Linked DNA regions of Mus musculus: region 2 is linked to region 1. A link is a contact called in ENCODE Hi-C or POLR2A ChIA-PET data. All regions are on one chromosome and are shown on one strand. The core of a region is the stretch at or near the end of the contact, and the rest is flanking DNA. Distances in the headings are between cores, read along the strand shown. Region 1 holds the start of Ficd (FIC domain containing). Region 2 holds the start of Sart3 (squamous cell carcinoma antigen recognized by T cells 3).

What was found. A loop is a pair of places that touch in the nucleus more often than their neighbours do. ChIA-PET counts read pairs that join two places held with the same protein, here RNA polymerase II (POLR2A).
Region 2: a loop to region 1 is called in a map of heart, with 7 times the contacts of the local background. The contact joins the promoter of Sart3 here to the promoter of Ficd in region 1. A Hi-C loop is called at or near these places in 14 of 37 maps with a recorded cell type or tissue (T-helper 1 cell, T-helper 2 cell, adrenal gland and 4 more). POLR2A ChIA-PET finds 5 or more read pairs at or near these places in 3 of 5 experiments (Patski and embryonic stem cell).

What each region holds. Positions count from the first base shown.
Region 1 is chr5:113,731,683-113,737,778 of GRCm38, forward strand. Ficd (FIC domain containing) reads left to right here and starts at 4,100. Exons shown (of 3, transcript NM_001010825.3): 1 at 4,100-4,367; 2 at 5,139-5,490. The coding sequence starts at 5,190.
Region 2 is chr5:113,769,968-113,775,826 of GRCm38, forward strand. It overlaps Sart3 (squamous cell carcinoma antigen recognized by T cells 3), which reads right to left and starts at 2,433. Exons shown (of 19, transcript NM_016926.2): 1 at 1,354-2,433. The coding sequence starts at 1,668. Iscu (iron-sulfur cluster assembly enzyme) reads left to right here and starts at 2,834. Exons shown (of 5, transcript NM_025526.5): 1 at 2,834-2,977; 2 at 4,296-4,409; 3 at 5,251-5,361. The coding sequence starts at 2,861.

The sequences.
Region 1 (6,096 bases), core at 2,850-5,349:
GGCAGAGGCAGGTGAATTTCTGAGTTCAAGGCCAGCCTGGTCTACAAAATGAGTTCCAGGACAGCCAGAGCAATACAGAGAAACCCTGTCTTGAAAAACCAAAAGAAAAAAGAAAAAAAAAAAAAAAAGATTTATTCAAAGCTATAGAGATGGCTCAGAGGTTAAGAGTGCTGACTGCTCTTCCAGGTTCTGGGTTCAATTCCCAGCAACCACATGGTGCCTCACAACCATCTGTGGTTGCTGGGAATTGAACTCAGGACCTCTGGAAGAGTAGTCGGTGCTCCTAACCATTGAGCCATCTCTCCAACCATTCCCCCTCTTTAAAATGATGTATACTGGCTGTCTCAGCCTGGTCTGTCCTTTGGAACCAAGACATCTATCTCAACTAGAAAAATATGGCAGACATTCAGAAACACAGAGGCTCGTGTTTGGTTTGGGTTTTCATAATGGATATATTTTTCACACAGCCATTTTTCTAAATTCTTTGTCATGAGTTAAGATGAGCGATTTAAAAAGAAAAAAACCCTCCTACTCCTGTGTGCCTCATGGAGGCAGTTCTACCTAATACAGAATGCTTCGGATAGAGAAAGCCAACTTTTCAGGATTACTTCAGGGGCCATATTTTGTACACCCAACACACAGCTTCTCCTGACAAGGCCATTCCAAAGGAGCTACCGCCTCCTGGTGGCCACACAGCCCTAACACCCAGCGCTCAGTCTCTCTCCCCTGCAGGTTTTGTTGTTTGGGTTTTGTAGTTGTAACATTGTTACATTTTTCATTTCCCACACAATATATGTTGATTCTATTCCCCCTCACCCTCCTCCCGACACTCCTGAGGACTCCAAGATCAGCTTCTTGCAGATTACAACCTGGCTCACAGACATGCCGACTGTTAAAAATGTTGAAAACGTCACCAAACAATCCAGGACAGATGATGCTTTTGAGAACTGGGGCTGGGGGTTAGGGGGCGTGGTCACAGTCACCGGTCAGACTTAACCCAGCATAAGAGCTGTGGGCTAGACCTCAGCTGCAAAGGAAGCCCTGTGCTCTCTGGTAGCCCGCAGTCCCCTCCCCTCCCCAGTGTCTCCCATTCATCGGCAGGGCCCTTAGACCTTCTGGATTTGCCCAAGTCTGTTAGAGACTGTTTATGTTAGCCTCCCAGGAAGCCTTGGAGAGAGGAGGGCCCTACACATGGCAATTTTATGTCTGAGTGCCAAAAACTTCAGAGGGTAAGTGACTTGCCCGGGGTAGTGGCCCTGTGTGTGAATGGCCATCAGTCTAGCCTGAGATCCCCTTGTCTTCTGTGACAGCAACTCCACCTTCACACACTGGTTGCCTCCTCTGTGAAAGGCTTTTACAATGAAATGACCACTTAGGGTGTCTGAATGACATCTTAGAGATTGCTCAGAGAACATTGAAGACCCTTGATCAAGGGTTAAACATAAGATCCTCTGTGCGGGCCTGTGCTGTGCCGTCCTGACACAGGCTAGAGCAGTGGTTCTCAACCTCCCTAATGCAATCACTACAAGTAATGACTATTCCTGGTTGTCAACTTGATTATATCTGGAATGAACTACAATCCAGAATTGGAGGGCTCACCTGTTATCCGAATCTTGAGACTGGGAGACACAAGTTTCTAGATCTTGGGGTGGCAATCTTGAGGCATAGTGGCCATGAAAAGCTTAGGCTCTGGGGCTGGAGAGATGGCTCAGCGGTTAAGAGCACTGACCGATCTTCCAGAGGTCCTGACTTCAATTCCAGCGACCACATGATGGCTCACAACCATCTGTAATGAGATCTGATGCCTTCTTCTGGGTGTGTCTGAAGACAGCAACAGTGTACTCATATACATAAGATAAATAAATGAATCTTAAAAAAGAGGGCCAGGCATGGTGGCGCACGCCTTTAATCCCAGCACTCGGGAGGCAGAGGCAAGCAGATTTCTGAATTCGAGGCCAACCTGGTCTACAAAGTGAGTTCCAGGACAGCCAGGGCTGTACAGAGAAACCCTGTCTCCAAAAGCCAAAAAAAGAAAAAAGAAAAGGAAAGAAAGAAAGGAAGGAAGGAAGGAAGGAAGGAAGGAAGAAAGAAAGAAAGAAAGAAAGAAAGAAAGAAAGAAAGAAAGAAAGAAAGAAAGAAAAAAAAAAAAAAAAAAAAAAAAGCTTGGGCCCAGGCAAGGCCTTTAATCCCAGGAGACTGAGGCAAGGAGATCTCTGAGTTCAAAGTCAGCCTGGGCCAAAGCAAGTCCCAGATCCAGGCGTGGCGGTACACACCTTTAATCTGGGCCACACCTTTGCTGGAGACCTACATAAGGACATTGGAAGAAGGAAGATTCGCTCTTCTTCCCCTGCGTGCACTTACTTGCTGGCACATCTGTTGGAACCTACTTCTACAGAAGACCAGCTGAAAACACCCAGCCTCGTGCAACTGAGCAACTACCGGATCCTTGGACTTCCCACTCACAGCTGACTATTGTTGGAGAGTTGGGCTACAGACTGTAAGTCATCATAACAAATTCCCTTACTATATAGAGACTACCGAAAAGTTCTGTGACTCTAGAGAACCCTGACTAACATACTACATTATAAAATTATATTTAAACATAGTTTCCTCATGCTGTGGTGACCCCCAACTATAAAATTATTTCATTACTACTTCATAGCCATACGCTTGCTACTGTGATGAATCGTAATGTAATGTAAATAGCTAATATGAGAGCCCTGTGGGGTCATGGCCCACAGGTTGAGAATCACCGCACTAGCGTTATCTGGAGGGAAAGGAACTTCAATTGAGAACAATGTTTCCATAAGATCCAACTGTAGGGCATTTTCTTAATTAATGATTGATGGGGGAAGGCCCCGCCCATTGTGGGTGGAGCCATCCCTGGGCTGGTCAGGGGGTTCTATAAGAAAGCAGGCTGAAACCGGATTTGGTGGTATATGCCTCTAATCCCAGCACTCAGAAGGCAGAGGCAGAGGCGGGAGGTTGGGGCTAGCCTGGCCTATACAGTGAGTCCCAGACCAATTTAAGCTACCTGCAGGTGACAGATCAGTAAAGTAGATTGACACCACCAAGTCAGTCTGCTAGTGGCAGAGCTGGGATGCGAACCCAGGGCTGTGTGGCTCCATGAAAAGAGTCCCAAATCCAGAACCTGAGGGCTAAGGCAGGTAGGAGCCAAACTTGGTGACCTGCGTTCAATCCACAAACCCATATGGTAGAAGGAGAAAGCCCAGGTTTGCAAACTGATCTCTGTGCACGTGCGCGCACACGAACTTTTTTTTTTTTTTTTAATTAAGAGATGTGAGCTGTTGTCCCATTCTGCCGTTGAGAAAACTGATCCAAGATCACAAGAGACTGAGGGCAAAAATCTGAATCTGTGGGCCGTCTGACTCCAGAGTGTGCCCAGTAACCTCTCAAAGCAGGCCCTGGGAGCTTCCGGTTCAATATTTGTGGGTTGAGATGGGAGCCCTGCCCTCTGCACCAAAGAAAACTTAATTTGGTAAACAAAAAGCCATAGCCAGCCGCTCCAGAGAATGCAAACTAAAAAAGGTCAGGAGGGCATGTTGGCTCAAAATGACCCGGGTTGAATACTAAGCCAGCTCGGGCTACACAGTAAGTCCCGACCAACCTGGGCTACACCGTGAATTAATTCCTAGCCAGGCCTGGTCTACACGGTGCGAAGCCATCTCAAAAACAAAAGTAGATTAGAGAGGACAAGAAAGGGGGTAAAGAAAAGGGACAAACGGTGAAACCGGGACTAAGAAGTGGGAAACGTTTGGTGATGTGGCTACTGCCATTGCACACCAGAGAAACTGAAGCACACAGAGCCTAGGTGGAGGCCCAGGAAGGTAGCAGATGCTGGGACGGGAAAACAGGACGCAAATGCTCGCCCTAGCCGGTGGCCTCGACCCCGCCCCATGCACACAAGCGACAGCCAATGGAAGCGGCACACGGCGCGCCTTTCCCGGGGGGATGCTCTAGCTAGCTCTAGAACCCGGAAGCGCGGCGGATGGACAAGTCGAGACAGCCAATCCGCCGCGGCAAGGGCGGCCGTCCGTCCAATGGCGAGGCGACGGGAGCGGGGCGAGGTGGTGGGGGCGGGGCCTGCGACCGCGGCTGCGGGGAACGGCCGCGCGGGTTTGGATGCTGGAGGCGGGCACGAGCCCTGGGCCGGTTCGTAGCGGGAGCTCGCGGCAGCCTCATTCCACCCCCCACCCCACCCCCCGCTTCGGGAGTAAGCCGAAGTCTGCTGGGCTCGAGCCGCTGCACAGGCCGCGCGAAGTGATGACGTGGCGGGTCAGGCCCCGGAGCTCCGGCGCCGCCTGTCAGAACGGCGTCATCCCTCATCTGTAAACCGGGAGCTACAGGTAGCTTGCTCGCTCTTCGCAAGGGGGCTGACAGCGTGCAAGGCTGGCCGGCAGCGCAGTGTCCGGCACACCATAGTTGCCCAATAAATGCTTATTGTTGGCAAGATGGCATTTGCATACCTGATCCCTCGCTCCCCCCCCCCATCCCCCGCCAGCCCCCAAGCTTGTGTTCGCCCTCGCTGAGGTAGGGCATCATCACCCACTGTTGTTGGCCAGGCCTTGGGTTTCCCTGTCTATGATGGACAAGCCAGGGAAGGAAGGGCAGAAGGGACACAACATTGGTCACCGAGGCTGTCGGTATTCATATGGTAACATCAGGACACCAGACATTTGTCCTTATCGAAGATTGTGGTGTGTGTCCAGGGGCGTATGCAGGAGTTACAGCCCAAACACTAGGTGTCCTGTGGCAATAGTCGCTTGTGGTGGACTAGTGGACTAAGAGGGGGGCTGAAAAGTCCCCGACTTCACTTTTCTGAGTTCTGATTGCATCTCCTCTGGGGAGGGCGGTGTGGAAACATCACCTCCTGGGGTTGTAGGCTGAGATTATGAAAGTTAATATATATAAATGCATTAGAGTCCTATCACTCTACCCCGGAGGAGCTATGGGTTAGGATGAATCTTCCCAGGCTGGCCCTGCACCATGAGACCCCTCCCCCATTTCCGTGGTCCCTAATGAATTAGAAAGTGTGACGATTCTGTGTCTGGTCTCTCCATCTGGGAACGGGTCCACTCCCACTGCCTCATTCTTTTACAATGCTTGGTTCCTTGCAGGGTCCAGCTTTTCCTCTGTGTCGAGTGCTCTGGGCCCAGCCCTCAGTCCAGATGATACTCATGCCAATGGCGTCGGTGGTGGCAGTGGCCGAACCCAAATGGGTCTCCGTCTGGGGCCGTTTCCTGTGGATGGCGCTGCTGAGCATGGCTCTGGGGTCGCTGCTGGCTCTGCTGCTGCCGCTGGGAGTTGTGGAAGAGCATTGCCTGGCTGTGCTCAGAGGTTTCCACCTGCTCAGGAGCAAACTGGACAGGGCACAGCCTGTGGTCCCCAAGTGCACCAGCCTATGCACAGAGCTCAGTGTCTCCTCCAGGGATGCAGGGCTGCTGACAGTCAAGACTACGGCGTCTCCAGGTGAGTGTGCTGGCCAACTTGGTTGGCCTTGTCAGTTTGTGTGTGTGTAAGCATGAGGGCGTCCCAGTGAATGAGACAGTCCGGAACTCCAGTCTGATGAGTGACTGAGAACGGGTGTCCCAGCATTTGGAGGGAGACACACAAAGGGTGGGCCCTGAGCTGCACCTCAGATCTACATGGGGGTGGTTCAAGGAAGAGCACCTGAGAACAGTGCTCCCTCTGGCCAGAAACCACTGGGGATGGGACTGGAGAGCGGTCCAGGAACTCAGGGAAGCTGAGTGTGGGTGGGTGCTCACCCTCGAAGCACAGAGCTCAGTGCAAAGCATGCCCCGTGTGCACAGTGAGTGTTACAGCAGCCTACCTGGATGCCAGCGGCACACTGTCCCCAGGGGTGACAACCACACATCACCACAATGGAATCACATCATTAGAAGCAGGGGCATAGCTCTGATAGCACCTGTCTGGTATGCATGCACAAGGGCCCAGGGTTCCAGTCCCCAGCACTGCCAGAAAACAGAAATTGTCCAGGCATGGGAAGGGCCAGGGATAGCTGAGGGCGAGGTGTTGGCACCCCCAGGCCTGAAGGAGAGGGTCTCAAGAGATAAG
Region 2 (5,859 bases), core at 1,183-3,682, 37 kb after region 1:
GGAGTTATCACCAATAACAGATCAGGGACCGCTTTACTACCTGGGACCAGGCACTGGGGCCATAGTTACCATGGCAACTTCATTAGGCAGGAGTCATGGGCTATAATGATTATTTCACAGAAATTATTGCTCCTAATCTACAGTGGAAGCTGTTTAAAAAAAAAATCACTGAGGACACATGAGTATTAGTTGTTACCGAATTCCAAAAGGATGCAGCCTTGGCGATTAGGAACATTGGCTGCTCTTCTAAAGAAACCAGTTTTTAATTCCCAGCAACCACAGAACCCCTGACAACAGTCCCTAATTGCAATTGCAGTTCGAGGAGACCTGATGCTCTCTTCTGGTCTCTGCTCACACACCCATTCGGGGAAAACACTCATACACGTAAATTAAAAGGGAGTTGGGGGCGCTGGATATGGCAGCTCTGGCCTGGTAGGGGCGACAGAGGCAGGCATATCTCTGTGAGCTCCAGGCCAGCCTGGTATACATAATGAGTTCCAAGGCAGTCAAAGCTACATACTGAGATCCTGCCTGAAACCCCGCCCCCACAAAAAAGAAAGAAAGAGGGAGAGAGAGACAGAGAGACAGAGAGAGAGAGAGTGAGTGAGTTGGGCCCTGGCCTTCAGACCAAAAGCCTCAACCTCTGCACTTCTATTACAGTCGCGTTCGTTTTTTTCGTTCTACACCACTTTTGACCACTATTACTATCCTTAAAGGAAAATAAGTTCCCCTCCGACTGTCAGACAGTTAAACCACTTGGTTAAGAGTGACAGTCCGGCCGGGCGTGGTGGCGCACGCCTTTAATCCCAGCACTTGGGCGGCAGAGGCAGGCGGATTTCTGAGTTCGAGGCCAGCCTGGTCTACAAAGTGAGTTCCAGGGCTACACAGAGAAACCCTGTCTCGGAAAAAAAAAAAAAAAAGAGTGACAGTCCGGGGCTGGAGAGATGGCTCCGCCGCCACACCTGATGACCAAGAGTTCAATCCCCGGAACACACATGGTTAAAAGACAACCGTGTCCACGCAGGCATACAAGCACAAGTTTAAAATAAGAAGAAAAAAAAGAGAGAGTAAAAGCTTAAAAAGATAAACACTCTCAGGTGCGGTGGCACCTTGTGCAGGAGCCCCCTCAACGAGCCTCAGTTTCCCGGGGAAACCGGATTAAACACTATTCAATGGAATACTTTAGGGACGCCCTGGGCGCGCACTGAGCCGGGGACGCGGGGACTCACGGTGGCTCACGGCGTCCCGGCGACCTCAGCGGTCTCCATAACCACGGAGGACCGAGGGGGCGGGCCGGGCCTGGGGACCCGAAGGGAGGAAGGGAGCCCGCCGCCGCCACCCAGGCCGGCCAACCTGCTCCTCCAGCCGCTCGATCTCCAGCTGGTTCTTCTCCTCCTCCTCGTCGTACTCCCACTCGTCCTCCCCGGCGGAGCTCTCGGCGGAGGAAGCCATGGCGTCCTCCTCATCCCCATCGCTCCCGCTCGCGCCTTCCCGCTGCAGGTCCCATCCGGGGCCCTTGGCCTCCGCCGCCTCCGCGGCCACAGCGCCGGACAGCACCTTCCGCTGCACACCGGCCGGCTTCGCCTCATCCTCTTCTCCCTCGGCCTCAGGCCCGGCCTGGGGCTCAACCTCCGGCTCGGACGCCGAAGATGCGGCCGTCGTCGCCATCTTGCGCAGCCCGCGACTCTCGGGTCTTCCCTCGCCCGCCGAAGCCCGGCGAGCATCGGGCTGTCCGCGGCGTCTGCCTGATCAAAACTCCGCTCGGCCACCAGCGGGAGCGTCGCGGACGGCCTCAGGGAGCAGGAAGCTGTGGAGAATCCACCGCTGATGCTATCCTTTAGCGCCTCCAGACGCCACCGTCAGAAGAAAAGGCTCACGAGCATAACCTGCGTCCGGCTACAACCGTGGACAGCTGTCGGGTCTTTGGGCCGGAAGTGGCAGCCACAGCTGAAGTGGTGCGTGCGTGATGTCCGTAGTTAAGGTCGAGGCGCCATCTTAGGAAGGTCAAAGTCGTCGCTTTGGACTAAAGACCTTCTGTAAGGCTCGGCCGGCTCCGGTGCGTGGTTGTTTCCCGGCAACCGACCCTCAAGTGCGGACAAGATTGCAGTTCCTCCGCGATCGGATGCACCATCTCATGGGAAAAGTCTCATCTCTCGAATAAAGCTCCCTCCCCTTTGTAACACCTAGTACCTCGTAGTTGTGTTAAACGAGTCGCTTTTGTGGATTTTTATAGTCAATGATAATACATTACAATAAGTATTGATTCGGAATGATGTGCATGGCGGTAAAACAAACGTAGGTGTCGAGGGATGGGGTTCGTTTCTCTTATACCCCTCGTTCTCGAGGTCGGAAAAGCGTTGCTGTTTCCCTCTGCACTGCCTTTCCCCTTCATCAACAAGGTTAACGAGCCAGAAATCGCGTCCGTTTTGCTCCCAGGATTTTTTTTTTTTTTTTTTTTTTAGTGACACCTAGAGTACACTTAATATGCATTTGCTCCATGGGTGAAACGGCTACCTCGGAATTAGTAAAAAAAAAAAAAAAAAAAAAAAAGGAAGAAAGAGAGAGAGAAAGAAAGAAAAGGAACTCCACAGCCTGAACAAAAGTCTACCAGGGACGTATGCATGATCGAATCATAAACACGCCTGAAACCGAGCATCCCCACGCCCATCGCAGCACCAGACAACCTTGCACGCCGCTTCGGACCTTCCCGCTCTGCGCCTGGCCACGCCCCTTCCGAGGGCGCGGTCAGAGGGGGCGTAGCCGGGCCGAGACGCCAGCGCAAGCGCCGAGCTGCGGTGACGTCGAACGGGCGCGCCATCCCTCCGGCGTCGCCGAGGTCGACGCAGCTCAAGCCGGCAGGATGGCGGCGGCCACGGGAGCTGGCCGTCTGAGGCGGGCGGCGTCGGCGCTGCTGCTGCGGAGCCCGCGCCTGCCCGCCCGGGAGCTGTCGGCTCCGGCCAGGCTCTACCACAAGAAGGTATGGGCGGGCGAGGGGGTGCGCGAACCATCGAGGGGACCTGCCGCCGTTGCGCAGATCACCAGCACCGAGGAGCCCCGCGGCCGCCTCTGCCCCGCCGCGGCCGTCACTCCGAGTGTCCCAAGGCTGACAGCCCAGAAGGGAGGGTCCGGGTATGTCGTGCCGGGGGTCAAGGGGCAGCACGCACACACACACACACACACACACACACACACACGCATGCTTGAGCACACTCGACAGCACCAGCGTCCTCCCCAGCTAAGCCATTGCCCTGGCCAGATGGCCTTGATCAAGTCACTGGTCCCCTCCCATCCTTTCTCTCAGACCTGACAGGAGTCTTCTGAAGTCCCCGTACGTGGAGCGCTCGGTCCAACCAAGGGAAACCACTGATGGCGATTTATTTACTCTTTTAGGAGCCGATGGCCTCGAGCTCAGCCAAGCACCTAGCCCAACATTAAAACTTCGGTTCTCAGTTGTGTGTTTATTGGTAGGGAGCAGAAAGTATAGAAGAAGAGTAGTTTGCGGGCCCCCACGCTTTTAGGGACGTTAAAATCCTCTTGACAGGAGACTCACTCCGAAAAACAAGGCTACCGCAGATGTACAAGACACTCCCTCCCCCCCCCCCCAAAGTCCTTGATTAGATGATGCGTTATGGGGGCTCAGGGCTTAGACTCAATCTGCAGATGAGGGTGCCTCCTGGTAACTAGCGGGAGAAAGCTCGGTTATTAAATCTTAGTGTGTCCCTGACTTTAACAGCTGCTTGTTCTGTTCTGGCTTGGGTGCTCTTGCCCAAGGCCTTCTACCCCAAAGGGAAGGTTGTTTTGTTGACATTATAGCTGCAGGACCTTGACGGGCTGGCAGCCTTAAGGCACCAGGGGGCGCTCCTGCCACAGGGTAGCGCTGTGTTTATGTTTACAGCCACCAATGACTCGTTCGTTCCCCAACCTCCAGCTCATCTCTGACCTTGAAACTTCTGGGGAACTCTTCCATTTGGGGCTGTTTTTATTCTCGGGATTTTTTGTAAGTGCATACTTCTCTTTGTGTATTGTGTTTGGTAAAAAAGAGAAGTTGTGCTTTGAGCCCAGATCTGGTACAGTGTGTGAGTCAGGGGATTACTTCTGGTTGACAGCCCCCTGAAAGGAAGATGTGTCTGAGTTTTCACCGGTTTCTTGGACAGTATCTTCGATACAAAGGTCGTTGGGGAGGAGATAGAAAGAGTTTGGGTCACACATGGGTCTCCCACCTCTGTCCCATACAGATTGCTGATCTGAGAGAGAGAGTAAAGACCGTAGCGATTTCTGTTGATCTGCCATTTCAGGTTGTGGATCATTATGAAAACCCTCGGAACGTGGGATCCCTTGACAAGACATCTAAAAATGTTGGAACCGGATTGGTGGGGGCTCCGGCATGTGGTGACGTCATGAAACTGCAGGTACTGACTGGGTGAAAGGATTACTACCTGCACCCCAACAAGACCTCACAAAGCATTTTTGTCCTGTCTGTGTATTCCTGTGAGGAGGGATCAGTGGCTGACATGGATGATGAGGGTAGAGACTCGGGTCTCGTTCTGAAACAGATGACCTTATCTTCCACCTCACTGATCAGTGTAGATCCTGCTCTCACCGAGCAATCGAAAGACTCTGTGACTGTTCTGACCAAGTGAAGGCCACCAGGAGCTAGCGCTTTCAGTGAGAAAAGGAATATTGTGTTAACCAAACCTCTCCAGGAAAAGGAAGCGGGGCAGAGGGAGGTGGCAGGCTGTGCTTCAGTCAGCCATAGCTTTAGCTCAGCCTCCTTCATGGCAAGCAGGAAAGAGCCGCTAATTATAGTTGGTGCCCCAGAGAAAGGTACTGATGGAGCCATGGTTGCAGGTAATCTCTCTCTGTCTCTTTCTGTCTCTCTGTCTCTGTCTCTCTGTCTCTCTCTCTCTCTCTCTCTCTCTCTCTCTCTGCGCCTGAGGTGCTAACAGGGGCAGCAGCTGTAAACAGATCTCTGCAAAACAGGAGTTCACATACAGCGGGCTAGGGCTGAAAACAACCAAGTGGGGTGAGGGGCACCATTTCCCTACCTTTGTGCCAGCTGGACCTGTGTGGACCCCAAGTTTCACTCTCTGTCACCAAGCTCTGTGAAACAAATCACGGTGACCAATGTCACAGCATCTGGAGTGGACACTAGCCAGGGCTCATGTGGAACACACACTGTGGACCTCCAGAAGGTCCCAGCTCTCAAGGACAGGTCCAGCTGTGGCCGCTTAGCTTCTGTTTCCTTTCTAGATCCAGGTGGATGAAAAGGGGAAGATTGTGGACGCCAGATTCAAAACATTTGGCTGCGGCTCCGCCATTGCCTCCAGCTCCTTAGCCACAGAGTGGGTAAAGGGGAAAACGGTAAGACCACTCACAAGTGTCATAAAGCTATTTAATCCCGGAGCAGTAAAGCCCAACAGAGGCAGAAGGAGCTCTGTGAGTTCTAGGCCAGCACGGGATACGTAAGGAGACCTGTCTCAACAAAAAACATGGAATTAAATCAGAACTCCCTGTGACCCTGGCTCTGGGAGAGTCTACTCATGAGTCGCAGCAAAGCAAGAAGCAGGAAGATAAAGATGGTGACTTCAAAGCCTGCCTGGGACACCCAGCAGGAACTCAAAAAAAAAAAAAAAAAAAGAAAAGAAAAGAAAAGAAAAGAAAAAAGCCAGTTTTTTAAGCCCTGGTTACATTCCTCACGCTGGGAGTTCAAGGCCATCTTGTTGCTTAAGGCAACGTGTCAGTCGCTGCTGTCACTGGTTGTCAGTTCCGTAGATGAGGATCAGCACCAGGCCGCCCAGCCACAGAACTGAAAGGCAGTCTTGGGCTCTCCCTGATGTCCCTGAGGTCACCAAGGTCCCC